Linked DNA regions of Homo sapiens: region 2 is linked to region 1. The links are chromatin contacts, found by Hi-C or POLR2A ChIA-PET in ENCODE. All regions are on one chromosome and are shown on one strand. The core of a region is the stretch at or near the end of the contact, and the rest is flanking DNA. Distances in the headings are between cores, read along the strand shown.

Evidence for each region. A loop is a pair of places that touch in the nucleus more often than their neighbours do. ChIA-PET counts read pairs that join two places held with the same protein, here RNA polymerase II (POLR2A). Pooled maps may share reads with other maps.
Region 2: a loop to region 1 is called in a pooled map, with 2.3 times the contacts of the local background. The contact joins the promoter of EVA1B here to the promoter of COL8A2 in region 1. A Hi-C loop is called at or near these places in 2 of 50 pooled maps. POLR2A ChIA-PET finds 5 or more read pairs at or near these places in 2 of 52 experiments (BJ and HEK293).

Annotation. Positions count from the first base shown.
Region 1 is chr1:36,123,736-36,126,818 of GRCh38, reverse strand. It overlaps COL8A2 (collagen type VIII alpha 2 chain), which reads left to right and starts at 1,597. Exons shown (of 4, transcript NM_005202.4): 1 at 1,597-1,762.
Region 2 is chr1:36,321,952-36,324,904 of GRCh38, reverse strand. EVA1B (eva-1 homolog B) reads left to right here and starts at 1,260. Exons shown (of 3, transcript NM_001304762.2): 1 at 1,260-1,446; 2 at 1,838-1,934; 3 at 2,180-2,875. The coding sequence starts at 1,868. The coding sequence ends at 2,610. It also overlaps a transcript of SH3D21 not described here. RefSeq lists silencers at 993-1,222, 1,313-1,672, 1,733-1,782, 1,873-2,062 and enhancers at 1,107-1,991, 2,878-2,953.

The DNA of each region.
Region 1 (3,083 bases), core at 348-2,847:
ACACCCCCCCACGCACATACCTCCCCACACGCACACAAATACACACCCCCACCCCTCCACACACCTACACACATGCTGACCCCCCACCCATGCGCGCACACACACACTTGCACACCCAAGCACACATACCTCCACATATGCCCACACCCACCTACACGCATGCACACACACACCCAGGCACGCACACACACACACATGCACACACACACACACACACCCACCTACACGTACACACACAGGCACGCGCACACACACATGCACGCACACACACGCCCACACCCACCTACATGCACACACAGACACCCACACTCACCTACATGCACACACGCACACAGACACACACACACACACACCCCAAAATCCTTTCCTGACCTCATCTCCCCTTCCCTCTGCACTTGCTGCCTCCTCCTTTCTCCCCTGCTGCCTGGCTACTGCCCCTACCCCCACCCCAACCTCCAACCCTTAATTGCTGTCCCTAAGAATGTCCTTCTGTGACAGCCCATCCCGTGGGCCTCCCTGGCCTTCTAGAAGCACTCTGCCTTTGCCTTCTGGGACACTGCTCTCCCGGTCCCTGCCATCTTCTCAGTCTCCTTTGCCGACCCCTCTCCCTGGGCAGCCCCGTGAATGCTGATGAGTGTCCTGCCCGCGCCCTGCCCGCCTCCCTGGGCCCGCTCCTTATTCTATGGCATCAGTCGCCATCTGCAAACCGTGGATTCCTCCTCGCTATCCCAGAACTCTCACCTCCCTTCCGGATCCATGGAAGTCCCACAGGCTCATCCAATTCATTACATCCGTCCTCCTTCTTCTCCTAGACCCTGCCGCCCCCAGGCCTAGCCCAAAGCCTGCGCACTGTCCTTGACACTGCTTCTTCCTAGGCCCCTCGCCCAAACTCTGCCTAGTTCGCCTCCTCACTCCCCTCACACTGGGCCCTCCCTTTCCTTCCCCCTCACTGTGCACCTCATGGGACCATGCCAGGGTATTCCCGCAGCCTCCTCGGTGGCCTGCCTCTATCTTCCTCCACACAGCTTCGGGAGGCTCTTTCCAAAGCACACATCTGACCACGTGACTGCCCTGCTCCAGAGCCTTCCGTGACTCCCCATTTCCGAGGGACGAGGTCTGGCCTGCTCCCGCCTGCCTCTGTGACCCCGGCTCAATGCCCTAAAGCCTGAATGTGCGGGTCACGACTGGCCCCTGTGAGTCCTCCGGGCTCAGCCTACCGAGGTCACGTCTGCAGGCAGCCTTCTGGGGACTCCTCACTGGGGGCCACCAGCCCGAGCTGCCCCTTCCCTGCAGGACCACGCCTGGCCGTCCTTCTCAGCAGCCGCGTCCGTCCCCACAGGCAGGTGGCCCCTCGAGGGCAGGGGCTGCGCGGACTCCCCGGCGGCCGAGCCGCGGGTCAGGTGGACGGGGAGGGATGGGGGCGGGCCGCCCGGGAGCGCGTGTGTGGAGGGGGCTCGGCGTGGGTGTCGGGGAGGGAGGCAGCCGTCCGAGTCCGCGCTGGGCGCGCTGGGCCGGGCGGGGCGCGGGCCTTGGCCGTGGCTGTGGAAAGAGGAGGGCGGAGGCCCCGCCCCGACGCGCCCCTCCTGCCGCCCGCCCACTCCGGCAGCCGCGAGGGGCGGCCGGCAGAGCGACGCGGAACCCCGCCGGCGCGGACCCCGGACCCCAACGCCGCCCGCCCAGCCGCGGACGCCCCTGCCCGGAGCCCTCGCCGCCCGGGCCGCCCTCGAGGGCCGGGAGCGGCGCCCGGCGGCCGCGCCCGCAGGTAAAGGCCAGGAGGCGGGCACCGGGGCTCGGGCTGGGGGGCTCCGAGGGCAAGACCTGGGCTGGGCTTCCCCCAACACCATGCGGGATAGCAGGGCCGGCGCCTCGGACTCCGGGGTGGGGACGCGGTGGGGGACTCGGGCCAGGGGGTCGCCTTAGAATGGGGGAGCCCATCCCGTTCCCTGTGCCCCGTTCCCTCCCCGGCAGGATCCCAGTAAAGCCCCCTCCTCCCTTCCTCTCCCAGAAGCGAGGGCTCCAGCATAAGACAGTGCCGGGTGCAACCCCCGACGATGTGGCTCTGGGCGCGTCACCACCTCCCGATCTCCCGTCCCACCTGTAAAGTGGGGATAAAAAAGCCGCCTTCACAGGGTAGTGGAGGAGAGAGGAGGGAGTGAGGGGCCTTAGCATCCCCCCGCTCTCACTCCTGCCCCCATCTCTCTGCCATTGCTGATTTGCTGGAGACCTTCCAGTTATAAGGTTTTTCTGCCTTAGCCCCCAGGTTCCTCCTATTCTAGGTGCCCTGTCAGTCCCCTCGCCCCAAACTGAAGACAAGTTCCCAGGAATGTTCCTGTCAGGGGCTCAGCATCCCCCCAGCTCCAGACTGAGACTTGCAGGGGGTGAGGGGCCGCTGCCTGGCCAAGAGGGACTGGGGTCCCAGGGCCCCAGAACAACCTCCCAGTGTCTCTGCCCTGGGTCTGGAGCCACCCTAGCCCCGGAAATCCTCCAGGTAGAGAAATGCTATTCAGCCAGAGGGCCCAGGAACGCTATTGCCACGGGGAAAACTTTGCTGGTTGTATGTGTGCACGCACGTGTGTGTGCCTGTGTGAGACCATGCTGGGTTCCTGACACAGACGTGCGGCTGACCTCCTTAGGGGTGCCGGAGCAACCAGAAATCATCCCTCCTGTCTGCTATCAGTACCTCTTGCTCAGGCTGGCAGCAGGGGCTCATCCACTCCTCTTAGCAGAGTCCCCTTGGCAAGGACAGCCTCCCAGCAGCTGTACTGGGCATTTGAAAAATCTGGGGGCCGTGGAGCTGGATGGCTGGAGGGTCAGGCAGCCTGGGGTTCCTCTCTGGGGACTGAGCTAAGATCGACTGATCCTTACTGCCCCAAGCAGAGGGGGCCGCAGGGCAGGAGTTGGTGATCTCTGGAGAGACACCATGGTTGGTGGTCTCCATCAGGGCACAGGTGCTGTCACTGGCTTCCCAGTGGACTGGTGAACACCTACAAACCCTTGGACACACAATGACCCTAGATGATAATGAGGAGAAACCACAGACATGCTCACCCAGCCACACACAGCCTTGCACCCTTCTGAGAGCC
Region 2 (2,953 bases), core at 11-2,510, 200 kb before region 1:
TGCTAGGCATACACAGTATTTGTTGACTAGTGGCTGCACAGATTTATATACAGACATACCCGCCCCCACAACAATACTCAAATACATCACATTAATAGACAAATATACAGATGTGGGCAAAAATACCTGCCCGCACATTCACAGAACACACTAAACAGTCACAAAGACACCCAGGAGTCCCTTTTCCATCCCCATAGGAGTCAGTCCTAGTCCTCCCCCATCTAGATCTGCCCTCTACTTGAACCCAGTCTCGGGACTGGGGGAGTAGGGGTCTGCAGCCCGGACAGGGAGAGGGTCGCTGGCCCACAGGCCTCAGGCAGCGCCTTCAGCTATGTCTGCAATTTCCTCTCCCCCTTTCCTCCTCCTCTCTAAGGCTCCCGCCAAGGCGGCCTCCCCCTCATTCTAGCTCCAGCAAGGGAGGGGAGGTCCATGATGGGGGGGCCCCGTGGAGACAGGGCAGAAGGAAGCCCCCCGCCACACACACTGATCACACACCACATTGCATGCACAAGCCCAGGTGGGAAATGCGTGTGTGAGCACAGGCAGGTTTAGCCTTGGGGTGGGGGACGGGATGGGGTGGGATCTGCCACAAGCCGCCACAAGCTGCTTGGTGCACAAGAGCGCAGGAGCTCGCAGGCACAGAGGCCCCACGCTGGGGTCTGCGAGACTGCTGGCCGGGCCCTGGCTCAAAGCTGGAGTCCAACAATCATTAACCCTGCGTGACTAGACCAGAGCTCGGCCAGGGGACACATTCAAGCCTGGGCCCTGGAAGGAGGGGTGGACAGTCCCCTCCCTTCCAGTCCAGCATGGGTCTGGGGAAGAGAAGCAGCTTTGCCTGGAAGGGGCCTCCTAGGAGGGGGAGCGGTGGTTTCTAGCTCAGGCTTTAGGATCAGAGAGCAGCAGATTCAAATCCTGACGGTTTTGGTAAAGTCAATTCAATCTCTCCAAGACTCCGTTTATTTGATCTGCGAAGTGGGGATAATGGTATCACGTCGCAGGGTTGTCAGGCGGAGTAAGTGAAAGAACCTGTCCAAGGTTTAGCCCTTGGCCCGCACGCAGGCAGAGCTCCAGCCTCTCTGTTGTTGCTGTTAGTGGCCTGGGGGCGGGTCCCTGCCGCGGCCTCCCCGGCGGTTTCCTGTGGGGGACGGACGGCCCGCGGGCCGGGCTCTCCCTCCTCCCGGCTGCCCGCTCCTCTCCCCTTCCTCTCCCAGCCCTTTTCCTCCCCGCCTCCCCGCCCGCCCCGCCCCGCCCCGTCCCTCCTCTTTCCTCGGAGGAAACTTTCCGCCGGCTGGTCCCTCGGTCCGTGTCCCGCCCGTGCTGCCGCGGCCTGGGAGCCCAGCGGGGCCGGAGGGGCGGCGGGACCCGAGCGGGCGGGGGCGGCCGGACCCAGTGTATGCGGCCGCGGGACGCGCTGGGGCCGGGCAGCCGGGAAGCGGGGCGCTGACGGTGAGTGGGCCTGGCCCCGGGCCGGTGGGTCCCCGCGGGGCGGCCGGGCGAGGAGAGAGGCAGCTTCCCTTCCCGGAGCCCGCCTGGGGCGTGGAGGCTCAGCGTCCCTATCCTCCATCCCGCCCCGGGACGGCGGAACCGGGCCTCAGCTGGGGACCTCACCAGGGGGCGGGGCCTCCCGCGGTCCCCGGCGCTGCTCCCAGGACTGGAGGGGCGTCCGCGCCCGGGAGAGGGGTTCCCCCCGACAGGGCCCCGGGCCGCCACGAAGTTAGGGAAGCGCTCTCTCCAGGGTGGAACCTGGGCCCGCGGCTCCCGGGAGAGGAGCTGCCCGCGGAAGGGGTCGGGGTGGGCTCCAGGCTGGGAGAAGGATCTGACTTTGCTGACCTCGCAGGCTGGTAGGGGAGCTGCCCCCCAGAGCAGCATGGATGCCCCGCGAAGGGACATGGAGTTGCTCAGCAACAGCCTGGCTGCCTACGCGCACATCCGCGGTGAGGGCGGGCGCCGGAAGACTGGGGGCCTGAACCCTTCCCTGACCACCATCCCCTTCCCTCCCCAGCGCCTTGTCCGTCCCCTCCGCCCCGCTCCCCGCCCTCTTGCCCGCTGGCGGTTCCCTAATGCCCTTCGAGTAGGGGTTACAGGCCTCGCCCCCACACCTAGAACCTGGGGTCTTTCGGAAGTGGGACAACCCCCACCCGTCCGGGCCTCTCCGTGACCCCCGCCCTGTGCCCCGCAGCCAACCCCGAGAGCTTCGGCCTCTACTTCGTGCTGGGCGTCTGCTTCGGCCTGCTGCTCACCCTCTGCCTGCTCGTCATCAGCATCTCGTGGGCGCCCCGCCCGCGGCCCCGGGGCCCGGCTCAGCGCCGGGACCCCCGCAGCAGCACCCTGGAGCCCGAGGACGACGACGAGGACGAGGAGGACACGGTGACTCGGCTGGGCCCCGACGACACGCTGCCGGGCCCCGAGCTGTCCGCAGAGCCGGACGGGCCCCTCAACGTCAACGTCTTCACGTCGGCGGAGGAGCTGGAGCGGGCGCAGCGGCTGGAGGAGCGCGAACGGATCCTGCGGGAGATCTGGCGCACCGGGCAGCCGGACCTGCTGGGCACAGGCACGCTGGGGCCCAGCCCCACGGCCACGGGCACCCTGGGCCGCATGCACTATTACTGATGGGCCCCGGCTCCCGCTGCAAGGCGCTCGGGGTACCGGACCTGCACATGAGCTCAGAGCTACCCCACACCTTCGGACTGCCTCGGCCCCCACAGCTCCCAGGTGCTACTGGGCGTGGACCGCCACCCCCTGAGAGGCTCCCTTCCCCAGTCCTGCCAGAAGACCCCGGGGGCGGGGAGGGGGCAGCATGCAGGGTCCCCACTCCCTCTCTGGGGTCGATGAAGAGGTGAAGTGACCAAATGAAAGAAAGCTGCATTCTCAGTGACTCAGTCTCTCCCTCTGTTACTCCTGCCCCCAGCGACCCCCAGGCTCCTGCCACGCAGGGGCCCCAGGACTGAGGCCC